2 separate regions of the Homo sapiens genome follow, and region 2 is linked to region 1. The links are chromatin loops, found by intact Hi-C in ENCODE. Cell type or tissue: GM12878. All regions are shown on one strand. Links, peaks and the distances in the headings refer to the core of each region. The heading gives the core; the rest is flanking DNA.

What was found. Peaks named below come from ENCODE experiments on the same cell type or tissue, not always from the same donor. Only the 100,000 strongest peaks of a DNase experiment are listed, where the experiment ranks them.
Region 2: it touches region 1 in a loop (2.7-fold over the local background); 6 of 110 quality-filtered maps call a loop at or near these places.

What each region holds. Positions count from the first base shown.
Region 1 is chr12:70,573,217-70,581,559 of GRCh38, reverse strand. PTPRB (protein tyrosine phosphatase receptor type B) reads left to right here. Exons shown (of 34, transcript NM_001109754.4): 10 at 258-524; 11 at 4,915-5,178. Among named protein-coding and RNA genes, the nearest start is that of PTPRB, 60 kb to the left of the region's middle. In GM12878, for the core only: a CTCF peak has its summit at 4,344 (motif pointing right); a DNase peak (open chromatin) is centred at 4,402.
Region 2 is chr12:70,397,946-70,406,288 of GRCh38, reverse strand. It overlaps KCNMB4 (potassium calcium-activated channel subfamily M regulatory beta subunit 4), which reads right to left. Exons shown (of 3, transcript NM_014505.6): 2 at 5,953-6,080. Among named protein-coding and RNA genes, the nearest start is that of KCNMB4, 36 kb to the right of the region's middle. RefSeq lists a silencer at 4,454-4,654. In GM12878, for the core only: a CTCF peak has its summit at 3,506 (motif pointing left); no DNase peak of the experiment used is centred there.

The sequences.
Region 1 (8,343 bases), core at 277-8,276:
TAATAAGCATGCATCATCTCATCTTTGGATCTTAAATAATTTTGATTCCCTATATAAGCAGCTTTTTCAAAGTACTAGAGCCTCTCTAGAGGAGTAGTTCTCCATATGCCACAGGAAATAGAACTGAGAGTCTATAGCAACAACACAAAAATTATTTTTAGTACTTTCAAGTCTGTCTCCATTTTTTGACTCATTTTTCTTACACTTTCTTAAGGTGACTAAGTGTCATTTGTTTTTTCTTCTGTCTACTGTTTTAGTGCCTGCCCAAGTGACTGACTTGCATGTGGCCAACCAAGGAATGACCAGTAGTCTGTTTACTAACTGGACCCAGGCACAAGGAGACGTAGAATTTTACCAAGTCTTACTGATCCATGAAAATGTGGTCATTAAAAATGAAAGCATCTCCAGTGAGACCAGCAGATACAGCTTCCACTCTCTCAAGTCCGGCAGCCTGTACTCCGTGGTGGTAACAACAGTGAGTGGAGGGATCTCTTCCCGACAAGTGGTTGTGGAGGGAAGAACAGGTAAGAAGTAGAGATATGTGTCTGTGACTTAACTAAGATCTGAGTACATGAGACCCCTAATCAGAATATTATAGAAATATCCTAAAATCAGACTCATCCCTGGCCTTTACAAAAGCTAAGTTTCACAAAAGCTAGCCATCCAGAAGGTATATGGAATGGAAATTGGGCGATGGGTGATGGCAAGAGAGAATAAATTCTGATTTTTTTTTTTTTTTTTGAGACGGAATTTCGCTCTGGTTGCTCAGGCTGGAGTGCGATGGCGTGATCTCGGCTCACCGCAACCTCCGCCTCCTGGGTTCAGCAATTCTCCTGCCTCAGTCTCCCGAGTAGCTGGGATTACAGGCGTGTGCCACCACGCCCTGCTAACTTTGTATTTTTAGTAGAGACAGGGTTTCTCCACGTTGGTCAGGCTGCTCTCGAACTCCTGACCTCAGGTGATCCACCCGCCTCGGCCTCCCAAAGTTCTGGGATTACAGGCGTGAGCCACCACTCCTGGCTGAATATTTTAACATCTCCAATGAACATGTAAGAACTCCTCACTCGATGTCTAGACTTATCCCCCTATTCAGTTGATTTCCTTTGAAATGTTTATGTTCCAGTTAAGGTAAACAATAATGGATAAAAAACAAAACAAACCTCCCAAAGAAAGCATCTTTCACTCTTATATATTCTTGGTTTGCAAGACATAAAAAGAAAATGATCTCCAATTAATATGGTTAGAGGTGGAGTTGATCTAATTTTCAGGTCTCATATATTTTCATAAGCAACGTTAAACAAGTGCTTAATATGCTATCTAAACAATTTTTCTTGACCTTAATAGCTCCCTGTTAGAAAGCTAAGTAAACAAATAAGTGTCATTATGGTCATGTATGTCAGGGAGCCATGGCACCGAGGAAGAAATTACATAGAATTTTCTATGTAATACAATGAAAGAACATAAAAAATTAATATATATGATATATAAAATGTATGTTCATTTCTTAGAAAAAAATTACATAAACCCAATAGAAGCTTTGATAATTATTAGTGGGACCTTGTCTACTTAATTTTATATAATTATTTTAAGTTGGATTTCAGGCTTCTCCTTCTGCATCCTCAACACTCAAATTCTGTTTATCAGCTGCAGGCATCATAGATGCATCTCTTTCCAAAATCATGAATCTCATCTACTTAATGAACCCAGAGGACATTAACTTCATTAACTCTCCCAGAAGAACAATGAAGTCACTGAGAAGATGTTTCATAGTCTTGGTAGAAATTCACTGGTGTATGCCCATTTCCCTCATTCTATGACAGCTGACATTGTCACTTGCATGTTTCTTTTTTTTTTTTTTTTTTTTGAGATGGAGTCTCATTTTGTCGCCAGGCTGGAGTGCAGTGGCACGATCTTGGCTCACTGCAACCTCCGACTCCCTGGTTCAAGCGATTCTCCTGTCTCAGTCTCCCGAGTAGCTGGGATTACAGGCACGCACCACCACGCCCAGCTAATTTTTGTACTTTTAGTAGAAACAGGGTTTCAGCTTGTTGGCCAGGATGGTCTCGATCTCCTGACCTCGTGATCTGCCTGCCTCGGCCTCCCAAAGGGCTGGGATCACAGGTGTGAGCCACTGCGCCCGGCCTGTCACCTGCATCTTTCTCCCTGATATTTTCTTTCCTTTCTTTTAATGGTTCTTGGCACCATCCATTGGTGTAGCATACTTGGGGGTAGGTAGCTGAAAAGCTTAGCATGGAAATCAGGAGGCCTAGGTTTTGGTCCTAGCTCTGCCATTAACTTATTTCCCTAAGCTTCTGTGTTTTAATCCACACACAATAATTCACTCCTACCCTGGGTGTCAGAATAGGGAAGGAGAAATAATAAAGCTGAGGAGAGGAGTGGAGGACGACCTTGCATTCATTTCCCAGTGATTTGCAGTTGTATCAGTCACATTAGACTGATTTAATTCATGCTTAGACACTGTATAATGTGGGTGTTCATGATTGGATGCCTCTATTGGTTGGGATACAGTCTCCTACTATCAGTGGCTCTTCTTTGCTGTAGGTCCTCAGAGCTCTCCCCATTTCTCCAGAGAATGGAGGTTGGGGAGGGGTACAACTCATCAGACTTGGGAGTAGGCATTTCACTTCCACCCACATTCCACTGGCCAGAACTCAGTTACATGGCTACATCTGACTGCCTGGGAGCCTGAGAAATGCAGTCTAGCTGTGTGTCAAGAGGAAAAGGAAATGGTCGGGGAACCATATTCTGCCACACAGGTTGATTCTCATTTTATATACCACAAGGATTGTCCAACTTATTGTGAGCTACTAAAATAGTCTAGTCTGTGCTATCTCTTGAAATAACTGTGTACTTTAAGTAAGTGGGACTTAAAATTATTTTTATTTTTTAATTTATATTTTTATTTATATTTTAATTAGAATAAAGGTACAAGTATTTGACCCATATTATATAATAGAAGCATTCAAAAAAGGGAAAAAGGGACAAGAAATTATTTGAAGAATGGTCATAAAGTTTTGAGGAGAGAATCAAATATGAATAAATTGAGCACGAGTTATTTTACTCAAACATATGAAGAGTGCACATTATCACGATAAAGGGGAAAATGGGAGACTCCTGTAAAGCACAATAATAGGGATTTTGAAAGGTGCCTCTTTTAGTAAATTTTGTACACAGTCAATTGTAAAGAATTCAGTGGGTAAGGCCTTGATAATCCTTATCATCTCCTCAAATTGCTGAAACATTAGTCAATATTGAAATAATTTTGAAAGGTATTCTTATATTTCACCTGTTTCCACTGAGTTGAAACATATAAATAAACCCTCCCAGCCCAGATAAGATGGCAGAATATTTAAAATTAAAGATATTAGATATACTTAACAAATCTAATTCTAATCTGGGAAAATGCTCATCCTAAAGCAAAAACAAATTTTGTATCTATTTTTTCTTAAACATGTGAATCATATTTCTGTGAAAACTTTTGATAATTGTGTCTTTTCTAATAAAATGTTAGTAGTTGCAAATATTTCCAGCAGTTTTTAAAAACAAGCATAATGAGTTGCTTTTGAGAGCAACTAAAGGATGTATAGATGGTTGGATGGCAGAAGAAAGGAAGGAAAGAAAGCAAAAAGGAAGAAAAGAAGGAAAGAAAAGGAAGGAAGAGATGTACCAATATATAAATCTTCTGGCTAAAAAGTTCAACTTTATATCTAGGAAATGTCCATATATGTGGATCAACATTACCAGAGTTGTTCACTAGAATGCAGTTTATAATTTTTAGTGATGGATAAGTGCTTTTAAGTATAAGGTATGCTTTGGGGCTTAATTCACAAAGTCCGAACATATTACATTAGAAGGATTCTCAGAAGTCATCTAGCCAAATCCTGTCCATTATAAGTGATGTACTGATATTGACAATCATATGAAACTGTTAAGTTAATCAACTAATGATTAAAACAGTAGTGTAGTTCATATATACTGTAATATTTTAACCCTATATTCATTTATGGCAGTACTATTTAATGGGCACCTATTTCTGATATGTGGTTCAACTTTTACTCAATACTGCAATTACTAATTTGCTGACTATACCTCCAACCAGAGAACTTCTTGAAGACATTCATGCGTTTTTCATTTTTGTATACCTGGCAAATAGTAGGTTCTCAGTAAACGTTTGTGACACTAATCCCCAATTCATATAAGCAAATGATTATAGTTGACATCAGAAAACCCATTATCGCCATAACAGTTCTCTCTGCCCTTGGTTGGTCCAGCTTCCAGACTTCTTACTTCCAAGATAGGTTTTTAGGCTTATTTCTTACCACTAGAGGGCAGGAAATGCCTTGCAAAGGGAAAACGGTCCCTCTGGTTGTGTTAGCTATTACTTCCCAGGAATGAATAACTTCATCACAAAAAAATTGAAGCTATCCCAGTTTAAGGTCTTTAGAAAAGCTATCGTATTCTTCCCCTTTCCACTCAAACATTTTTGCTTTATTGGTAAGTTTGGTTCAAGTTGATTCATTTAGATTGTTGAAATATTTGTTCCCTTTCTTACAGGGAACCTTCTAAAACATTGTATAAGGATGTCTCCACTTGAAATGCTTTACAAACAGCAACCCCATAAAAATGCAGTAGTGGCATCCTTGTATTTACGAGGCATCCCAAAGGCCTCCGGACATTTTTATTTTGATTAGTTTTCTGATGTAAGAACACTCAGCTTCTGGAAGCTGAGTGAAATCCTCACGCTTCCTTGACCTCTTATATAATCAGATTAGATCTCCTGAGTGAGTCCACGGTTTGTGCTGACTGCAATAGACGACTCAAACTTTTGACTGTGTCTTTCTTTTTGAATCCCCCTTCCCCCCCCCCCCCGCCCCCCACCTTTCAAAATCACAGTCCCTTCCAGTGTGAGTGGAGTAACGGTGAACAATTCCGGTCGTAATGACTACCTCAGCGTTTCCTGGCTGCTGGCGCCCGGAGATGTGGATAACTATGAGGTAACATTGTCTCATGACGGCAAGGTGGTTCAGTCCCTTGTCATTGCCAAGTCTGTCAGAGAATGTTCCTTCAGCTCCCTCACCCCAGGCCGCCTCTACACCGTGACCATAACTACAAGGAGTGGCAAGTATGAAAATCACTCCTTCAGCCAAGAGCGGACAGGTAAGGCTGTATGAAGGTTCAGGGCTCCGTAAGAACCAATTCACATGTGGCTCAGGGCACCACAGAGCTGTAGCAATTCTGTAATGATGGGATGAAAGGCCCTTGAGATCACAAAACTGTTATGAAGTCTTCGTATTTTAACCCAAGAAACTCCTTATGTGAGCAGACCCTGTGTGACTAGAATTTATATTATATTCAAATAGTGAAAAAAGTGTTCCCGTTTATGGAGTACTTTTTGGTTGCTAGGGCCTGGCTTTATATATCTTAACTATAACTAACCCTTATGAACTCCTTATTGAGGTAGTCATTGTTATTATTCCCATTTTACAGATCAGGAAACCAAGGTTCAGGGAGGTCAAGTAACTCGCCCAACTGTTTACCTTGTTAAACAGCCAGTGTGTTTCAGATCCTGGTTTTAAACCCAGTTCTGAATGACTCCAGTGCCTACAAAGCTCTCCATCCTAAAATCCATCCTGAAATGTCTGTTGGTCAAAACCACTATTCATCCTTTTTCACACAAGGTGAAAATGTGAACCTTTATGGTTCTGGGACTAGGGAGCAAAAATCTTAGCAAAGGAAATGAATGTTCAGTCCAATGTGCTGGAAAGAATTAAATTTAAATAGCTACCATTTTCCCAATATATTTATGCTTTCTGGGGTTTATACCTGAGATTTCTGCTTAAGGTTGGCATCAATACATTGTCAAATGTTTCCTACTAAGCTATGGGTTGATTTCTGTATTTTAAAATGTCAGTTTTTCCATGAGGTTCTGAGACAATTGTCCTTATCCTGTTACCTAGCGCAGGACCTGGGGCTTAGTAGGCACTCAGTAAATACTTGGCAAAGGAATAATCAGAAATCACTTAGATCAGGGGTCCCACCTGGGAGTCCATGGTTCATGGGAGACTTTAGGAATGTAGTAACCCCTGAAATTGTTTATGAGGTTGCTGGGGATAGGAAAGGTATATGCATTTCTTTGAGAAGAAACAGTCCATGGCTTTTATCAGATTCTTATGGTTTCTGTGACCTCCAAAAAGCTAAGAACCTCTGATTTATATTGTTACAGGATGCTGACATTGAAGGGGTCCTTAGAATGATCTAATCCTGTTTCCTCATTTGGATATAAAGGAAGTCCCAGAGAAGGAGTGTGGCTTCTCCAGGGTTGCAGGGCTGACTGGTAGTGGAGTTCAGTCTAGCTCCAGTGCTGTCCATTCCATCATGCTGTATCCGAGAGCACTAGTCAGGGATATAAAGAGATTATCCCTACCCTTGAATAATTTGAAGCCCAATTACACTGACAATCACAATAATGACTTAGATCTGAAAAGCAGATTTCTATTTACAAAGCAGTCTTATGTCAGGGTCTCATATTGATCAACTTGGAGCCTAAAAATCACCAGAAATTAAAGGATGTGTTACCTAACTACCAACCCCTTGCTTCCTACCAATGTCAATTCATGATGATTTCCTATCCGTATGACTTTAATATTGCCAAGTCTTTTGCTGAGATTGTTTTAAAATGCAAGAAAGTGATTCTTTATTCAGTGCATCCTCTTGACTCCTTGACCGGCATGAACTTGGACTTGGTACACGACTAATGGAGGCAAATCATTGCCCCTGACAAATCAGTTTAACTGGAGGGTCATGTCTGAGTTGTTCTCTTGATGATTTTGGCTGATTATCTTAATGCCCTTTTCCATTTCTGATGCTCTTGTTCTACATTTTGGGTGAAAATACCAATATTTCTAATTCTGTATCACATCATCTCACTGTGTAGCAAGGCAGGTCTCCACAAATTACCCCGTTCCACCTGGAGAGCTCCTTATTGACTTAACGTGATATTCAGCCAGGTTTTTCTTCCTGTAATAGTTGCTTTGCCTTTAGCAAATTGCCTGGATCATTGACCTTTCTTAGCCCATGCATAAAATGCCACTTCATAATTTCCTCTCCTTAACTCTGTGATGACTGTATTCTAACAACACTGTAATTGGTTTTAGGTAAATATCTTGGAGAAAGCATATCTGTCCTTGCTCCATATCTGTGGTGAGCTATATTCCAAACACTAATCAGTAAACACAAGGCAACAAAGGATGCTAATGCAACTTGCAGGTGTGAGAAAATGGAGCTTCCATGCCAAAATACTGAAATTTCTGGATCATTTCATGATTTGAGAAAAAGTAGAGGTGAAAAATTGGACACAGCCTTGGCATGTGGTCAGATCAGAAACCCCTAATATATACCAAATACAGAGGACATGCTAGTATTAGGACAAGAGTTTAGTACCCTGGATCCGAGTTCATGCCTCTTTTCAATGCTCCTCCTCATTAATATGTATAATGTCCAGTTACCGTGAAATAGTAATGAATCTGTGGCCTACTGTTGAATTAAAATTCAGCCCCAAATGGAAAAATGAAATCTCCTTAATATCATGCTCTAAATACAGAATTGCCTTATTCCACAGTGTTCCTAAGTAACATGCATATATTTATTTACTGGTTGGGGAGGGGACCACAGATATACAGAATGGTTTCGTTCATATATTAGAAAGAACCTCACATGCACAAAATTGTATTAATCATAATTCTTGGTTCAAGAAACCATGCATCCCCAGCACTTTGGGAGGCCGAGGCGGGAGAATCATGAGGTCAGGAGTTTGAGACCAGCCTGGCCAACATGGTGAAATCCCATCTCTACTAAAAATACAAAAAATTAGCTAGGTGTAGTGGCAGGCACCTGTAATCCCAGCTACTTGGGAGGCTGAGGCAGGAGAATCGCTTGAACCAGAAGGCAGAGGTTCCAGTGAGCCAAGATCGCACCACTGCACTCCAGCCCGGGCAAGAGAGTGAGATTCTGTCTCAAAAAAAAAAAAAAAAAAAGAAAAGAAAAGAAAAAAGAAACCATGCATCAACTGCCACCTTTACTTTTTAGGCATCTAGTTAGTAATTTTTGATAATTTAACATGTACACAAGAAACCAACCAGTACCTAAAATAAAAGCTAGGACCTTGACAATAACCTACATCAAAGTATGTGGTCCCCACCTCGTGAATTCACTCAAAGGTAGCCAACATCTTGACTCCTATGTTCACCTCTCCCTTGCTTTCCATCTTGCATAGTTTTATTGCATTTATATACAGGCCTAAAATTATGGGTTTCAAAATTTTTT
Region 2 (8,343 bases), core at 196-8,195, 180 kb after region 1:
ATACCCTCTTCAATTTTTAAGTGTACAATACATTACTGTTGGTGATAGTACAGTATTGTTGTACACAAGTGTTGACTTGTACTGTACAAGTCTGTAGAGCCTATTGATCTTACTTGACTGAAACTTTATGGCCATTGATTAGTAACTTCCGTTACCCCCTCCTCCCAGCCCCTGATAACTACCACCATTCCACTTTTTTAATCTATGAATTTGACTATTTTAGATACTTCATATAAGTGGAATCATACAGTATTTGCCTTTTTGTGTCTGGCTTCTTTCACTTGGTATAATGTCCTCCAGGTTCATCCATGTCGTCACATGTTGCAGAGTTTCCTTCTTTTCAAAGGCTGAACACTTCCATTGTATGTACATACCATATTTTCTTTCTATTTCTTTTCGAGATCGGATCTCGCTATGTGGCCCAGGCTGGACTCCTGGCCCCAAGCAATCCTCCCGCCTCAGCCTCCCCTAGCTGAGACCCCAGGTATCACCATTGCGCCTGGCTTCACATATTCTTTATCCATTCATCTGCTGATGGACATTTAGGTTGTTTCCACATCTTGGCTATTGTGAATACTGCTGTGGTAAAAGGAGGAGTGCTCTTCAGGATCTTGAAGAGTCAAGATCCTGATTTCAAGTCTTTTGGAGAAATACCCAGGAGTGGGATTGCTGGATCATACAGTAGTTCTACTTTTAATTTTTTGAGGAACATCCATACTGTCTTCCATAGCAGCTGCATCCTTTTGCATTCCCACCAACGGTATGCAAGGGTTCCAATTTGTCCGTATCCTCACCAATACCTGTCTTTTGTTTTTTTGTTAATAGTCATTCTGAGAGGCGTGAGGTGACATTACATTGTGGCTTTGATTTGCATTTCTCTGATGATTAGTGAGGTTCAGCAATGTTTCATATACCTGTCAGCCATTTAGATGTCTATTTTTGAGAAATATCTATTTAAGCCCTTAGCCTTTTTTTAAATCAGATTATTAGTTTCTTTTACTATTGAGTTGTAGGAGTTCCTTATGTATTCAGGGGATTAACTCTTTAGCAGATATATAGTTTGCAAATATCTTCTCCTATTCTGTAGGTTGCCTTTTCACTCTGTTGAGTGTTTTCTTTGCTATTTAGTATGATGTAGTCCATGGCAAACTTCTTGAATGAGTAGTCTGTACTTATCAAAGGCTGTACCTAAATTATCTTCTTCTTGACTAACTTCTTCTCCTTAAAATACTCTCCTTTTAAGACGTTCTTATTTGATTTTCCTTTCACCCTCTGGCCACTCTTCCTTCATCTCCTTCTGCCTATAACTTAAATGTAGATGATCCTAAGATTCTGTCAACATTTCCCTCCTCACTCTAAATGTTCACAATATGCACTCTTTGTCTTCGCTTCAACTACAGCTTGTGCGCCATGATTCCCACATCTGAATAGCACTGCTTCTGACCTCTTGCTCCTCAACTTAAAAGTCTGTGTTTCTAACTCTTTCAAAGCATCTTCTGGATATTTTAAGAATCTCTCAAATTCAGCATACTCAGAGCTAGACTGTCCTTTTCTAACACTCAGTCAAGTTTGACACCTTTTTCCTTATCACTTACATTGTCATTAAGTTCTGTTGATTCTAACTAAAAAATCTTACTGCTATAATCCTTGTTGCTACTTTCACCACCACTATTCTCGTTTATGCCCTCAAAGTCTCTTACGAGGACCAGCAGATAGTCGATGGGAACTTTGGGAATCAGACTAACTGGATTCCAGTTTTTGCACTTAACAGTTGTGTGCACTGGAGAAGTTATTTAACTTTTTAAATATGCAATTTATTCATATGTTAAATGGGGCTAGTATTTAGAGATTTAGTAATCTAAACAAAATGTCATTCACAATGGCAGGCACACAGTAACCATTCAAAAATGTTTTTCACTCAGTACTCTCCTTTCTTTCTGCCTTTAACCCATCTTTCCCAGCCAGTATACATTCAACATTCACACCAGTTACTTTCTAACTCAAAAGGTCTACTCATGTCAGTCTTCAATTAAAAAAAAAAAACTTTTGACAAATTTTTATTGCCTATATGACAAAGAATCTCTTTAGTTTGACACTAATGACCCATTAGAAATCTAACCCCAAGCTACCTTTCTAGCTTACAAACTCATTACTCCATATTACATAACTTATTTACCTAAGGTATCTTACATTGTCAAGCCTTAATTTCTTTATTGTTGCCACCTCAATGTTCAGTCTTCCCCCTTCTATTTCTAGCTGATGTAATCATATTTATATGTGCATATGCATATGCTTTCAGCAATAAGTCCTAATTCCTTGGAAGCAAAGAACCCTCCTTTTAATTTGACACATTGCATTCACTTATTCATTCACTCACCAAATATTTATTACCTGAAACCCAGACATTGTGCTAGATATTAGAGATACATAAACAAAGAAGACTGGCCCATACCCTTAACAAGTGTGCAGCCTGGTGAGGAAAATGGGCATACAAACAATTCCAGTAATGGGTGAAAAGTGAAAGGGCAGAACAGTGACTGTAGTTTCTGGTTATAGATTAGAATCCCTAGCATCGATTTTACAAAATGCTAATGCCCGGTTTCAACCACCAAAGATTCTAATTAATTGGTCTGTGGTAAATTTTCTTTTTTTAAAGTTCCTCTAGCTGGGCACAGAGGCTCCCGCCTGTAATCCCAGTACTTCAAGATGGGAGGATCGCCTGAGGTCAGGAGTTCAAGACCAGCCTGGCTAACATGGTGAAACCCCGTTTCTACTAAATAATACAAAAATTAGCTGGGCATGGTGGCATGCACCTGTAATCCCAGCTACTTGGGAGGCTGAGGCAGGAGAATCACTTGAACCTGAGAGGCAGAGGTTGCAGTGAGCCAAGATCGTGCCACTGCACTCCAGCCTGAGTGACAGAGCGAGACTCCTACTCAAACAAAACAAAAAGAAAATAAAATAAAAAGCTCCTCTGGCCTAGTTATGTGAAGCAACCCTTGCAAGCTCCTGGGAGAGAGTTGTAAATAGAAGCCTATGGAATATTATGACTCAGAAACATTTCCTGAAAAAATAAAATAAAATAAAATAAAATAAAATAAAATAAAAGACGATGACTATGGAATATGGGAGACAACCTTTTCATTGGCATTTTTGGTTGTTCCACAACACCTTGTTCCCTTTCTTCTTCCTTCCCAAATCTACTCAGGGGTATACCCCGTCTCCAAGTGACTTAAGAGATGTAACACTAGCCCCAAGTCAGGGGTTGATTCTGATTGTTCTTTCTTGTGATTGGTTTAGGTGTGGGCAAAGGAACTCACTGTGAACAAGGATACATGAAGGGAGGTTGCCTGTGGGAAGATGGGAAAAGTTTTCCAAATCCCAAGAAAAATGCATCAAGAAAGACAGGCTCTTTCTCTCTTTGGACACTGCTGCATCTGGCTGGGACATCTGGAACTGAAGCAACTATATTATAACTGTGAAAAGAGCCACCTTGAGGCCAGATTTGAAAAGGAGCTGGGTTTTGGTAACACTATTAAGTCATTGCATCAAACAACCCTGACATCCGTCCACCTGTGCATTTCTCCTTCATTTTCATTTTTTTCTTTCTTCCTTTTTTTTTTTTTTTTTTTTTGAGGCAGGGTCTCATTTTGTCACCCAGGCTAAAGTGCAGTGGTGTGATCATGGCTCATTGCAGCCTCAACCTCCCAAGGCTTAGTAGGACCCAAGCGATCCTCCCATGTTAGCTTCCTGAGTAGCTGGGACTACAGGTGCACATCATCATGCCTGGCTAATTTTTAAAATTTTTTGTAGAGACAGGGTCTCCCTACGCTGCCCAGGCTGGCCTTGAACTCCTGGGCTCAAGTGATCCTCCCGCCTCAGTCTTCCACGGTGTTGGGATTACAGGCGTGAACCACCATGCCTGGCCTTGCATTTCTTGATGTATAAAATAATACATTTCCTAATTTCTTTATGATGCTTTGAGTCAAAATTCTGATTACCTGCAACACATCACATCTCAACTGATACAGAACTAAATCAAAATTGGGGATCAAGGAAGGCACCCCAGAGAAGGTGATATCTGAGGAATTTCCAGTATGGCCGCCAAGAAGCAGGAAAAGCAAATAAAAAGGCATACATATAAAAGTATAAAATATTCTGGGAAGTGCACATAGTTCAGAATGGCTATTGCAAAGAGTTTGAGCAAGGAAATGAGGTTGGAGAAGTGACAGTCTGGGACAAGATCTTGAGAAGCCTTGTATCCTGTGGTAGATTAAATGTGGTGACAAATGTTTTGCAGCTCCTCCTATCAAGAGGCAAAGCCTACTCCAGAACCTCATGAATACGGCTGGCTTCATGACTTGCTTTGACCAATAGAAGGTGTCAGAAGTGATATTATTCAAATTCCAGAGCCGAGGCCTACCTCTCTTGAAATGCTATCTGAGGCTGCCACGTTGTAAGGAAGGCAATCTAGCCTACTGAAGAATGAGAGGCCAGGTGGTGGGGATACTGAGGCGCCCCAGCTGACAGCCAGCACTGACTGCTGGGCATGTGAGGGAGGAGGCCATCTTGAACCATGCAGCTATTTCAGCCATCATCCGACTACAAATGAGCACAGCCAACCCACAGAATCATAAAAAAAAAAAAAAAAAGTGTCATTGCTGTAGTAAGCCACTACGTTTAGGGTGGTTTGTTATGCAGCAATAGGTATCTGACATAGGCCATGCCAAGATGTTTGAGCTTTATTCTGAAAACTATGCAGAGTAACCTGATTAGACTCATGTGTTAGAAAGATTACCTTGGCAGTACTATGGAGAGTGGCTTGGAGTGGGTCCACGGTGGAGGCGGAAGACTTGTTACAAGACTATTGCGTTAATGGAGCTGAGAAATCTGGATGTAAACTAAGACAGTGATAGTGGGGAGGCAGAGAAGAGTCATGATACAGGTAAAAATCAACATGATGTGTTGGACACAGTGGCTCACGCCTGTAATTTCAGCACTTTGGGAGGCTGAGGCAGGCAGATCACTTGAGGTCAGGAGTTAGATACCAGCCTGGTCAACATGGTGAAACCCTGTCTCTACTAAAAATACACGAATTAGCCAGCTGTGGTGGTGTGTGCCTGTAGTCCCAGCTACTCGGGAGGCTGAGGCACAAGAATCACTTGGACCTGGGAGGTGCAGGCTGCAGTGAGCCAAGATCTCGTCACTGCACTCCAGCCTGGGTGACAGAGTGAGACTCTGTCTAAAAACAAACAAAAATACATGATGGTGACATAGGTTACAAAGTACAAAGGAGAAAAATGAACTAAGCATTACTCAAAGGTTTCTGGATTTGGTAAATGAGTGAATGGTCATGCCATTTTCTAAGACAGAGATTATGGGAGCAAGTGAAGGTTTGCGGTAACCCTGGAACATCCAAGTGGAGATGTACAGCAAGGAATTGTGAATACTCAATAAATGTTTGATGAATAAATTACTGATTAATCTGAGTGGGTACCAAAGTGCCCTAGTCCAAGGAACCATCTTTACATGGTTTATATGGTATAAACTGAGTACTAAGTCAAGTAAGGTTTTAATGGTGTGAACTCACGTTATTGACGCTTCATCAGAATAGAAAGGAAAAGGAAAGGTAAGATTCGATGCAGTCTAAAAGTGCTGGCAAATCTGCACATTGCTTAGCTTATGTGCATCAATCTGCAATTCTTAGGAAATGCAAAGTAATGTTCCTACCTAAAGTCACTATCATTTTGTAGTATATTCACAGGGTAAGGTGTACAACACAAGTCTTTTTCTCTGTCCTGCAGATTCATTATATGGGTTTCCCTAATTACACGCAAAGAAGAGTTGAGGCTATCTCCATGCTGTCAAGTGGGCATAATCTACGATATAACAGTGTAATAAGCTGCAGAGTCTACAAACAATTTTAACACGCACATGCAAATATTGACTTACCTTTGATGTTGATTAAAATAGCAAGTAAATGGCTGGGAACCAATCTCATCTTTCCAGTACTGTTGCCAATTCATGACACTTTCCAAATTCTTCTGATTTTCTCTCTTACAGGGAGGGATATAGGAGCACTAACAAAATAGAATACAGAAAGTAAACCTATTATTTTATGGAACATTGAGATACAGTCTTTTTTTATAGAAAGATGGCATTATAAAGACAGTAAATCTAATTTAGGCCTCCCTAATTTTTAAATACAACCAAATTGAAATTACTAAACTATATTCCAAATTTCCAATTTGGCACAAGGACAGAAAGTATTCCAAATACAAAAACACAGCAAAAAATAAACTTCAGTCATTATGGTGTAAGGGTATTTTATAAACTATTAGTTACCATGTAATAGCAAATTAAAAGCATAATATACTCTCTCTTTTGGTGACCTGTCCGTCAACAGAGGGAGGCATAAAAAAGTTTATTTTTATCCCCAATTGCTATCTATGAACCTTGGCATTTCTGTCTTCTACCTGTAACTAATAAATTCAAGCACATAGCTCTTCTCAGGATACTGCTCCTAACTGCTGAAACCCAAGTTTTCTTTTCGTACATTCTCTTGGACAACAAAATCAGTGGAAAATTTCCTTTCAAATACATAATCAGTGTATTTTGCTAACTGATGTCTTTTCCTAGCCATGCCTCTGACAAAGTAGTTCTCTTAAAGGAGCTCTATTATCGTAAGCAATATAGATTAAGCAGAATCAGACAACTGTTCTTAAGTCCAGATGTTAAAATGAACTCTCGGCATTCTAATCCATTTTCTGCAATTCAGCTTTTTACAACGATGACGAAGATGATGCCAGTTTCTATTTATTGAGTGTTTGCAATACAGCAGACGCAAATGCTTAACAGGACTTAACTTGTGTACTTTTTACAACCCTATAACAATTTCCATTTTATAGATGCAGACATTGAGATTTTCGTCAGCTCTACAACCACAACTAGATTCTGGTGGTCTTACCACATTCTACTCTTAGGTGTTCTACCAAGGTATCTGATATTAAGGAGCAGGGAAAAACCAAACCAACACAACATAGAGTTTTATAGTATAATTTCAGTCACATTGTTTAATTTACAGCATACAATTATTCAACACCTTCTCACTATTTTCTGGTAAAACTGAAATGTTTTAGCATGATGCACAAAGCTCTTTGTGATCTGGTCCCTGCCTGTCTTCACCCTCATTTAATTCTGGGATGCAGCCATATGGATGTACTTGCTCTCCAAATCTGCCACGTGCTGTCAACCTACTTGCTTGGCACAGGCTGTTCTCTCTCCTTTTAATGCCCTTTGTTCCTAAATCTCCTTTATTTTAAGCTTCAAGTTTGGTGTTACCTACTTGAGGGAGCCTTCTTTTTCTTCTACCACAGTTAAGTGCCCCTCATTTGTGCTGCCATGGGACTCACGCCACGTGATATCACAGCTGGAAACACACAGTATCATACTTGCCTGTTTTATGTCAGCCTTCCCAATTTGCTGGCGAGGTGAGAACAAGACCTGTTTTCTGTCTTTTCTATATTTTCACACTTATGACTATGTCTGCTAATGGTGAAACTGCAAAAATGTTGGTTGAATTCGTTAATGATAACACGGATACATTTTTATTCAAGATGATGACATTATTTTCACAGTGTTTAAACTTTTAAAAAATATAGACATTATAAATTTTAGTAAATTTGGTTGTCTATTATATACAATACATTCACAACATGTTATGCAAATGTTATTTTAATGATTGAATCACTGAATGTTTATCTTCTGCACATATAGTTCTACATCTATTAATAACAATAATACGAAGCTAAAAATGTCTGTGAAATTATGGATTCTGAGTTCTTCCAAAGCAGCAGTTGGGTTTGGAAGCAATGGAGACCATTAGATAGGGCTCCAGTCCTATTGTCTATTAGGTGTTAGGCCTTGGGTAAATTACTTCCCTTTTCTGGACTTCATTTTTTCAAATATGCAAAATCTCCAAAATAATTTCTAGCTCTACATTTCTATGATTCTATTCTTGGAGGTACACCAAGAAAGAACCCAGCAGAAGGCAGGACTACAAACACTGTCACAGTATTTTTCCCAGAAGAGATCCTGCCCACTGGGGAGATGGCTGGGAACCCTGACTAAGCCAGTATTCCAGCCAGCAAAGAGGAGGAGTGTGGTAGGTCCTTCCTTAGGGGCCAGCACTTTGCATTAGAAAAATGTTCACAAGAGAACCATGATTTTCTTATTGCTTACTTTCTCTAAGGTGTTGGATATTTTGTTTCCTTCTATTAAAATATATATTTTTCTACATTATAGTCAATTAGTTTATAAAGTGTGAGCAAGTGCCAATTTATT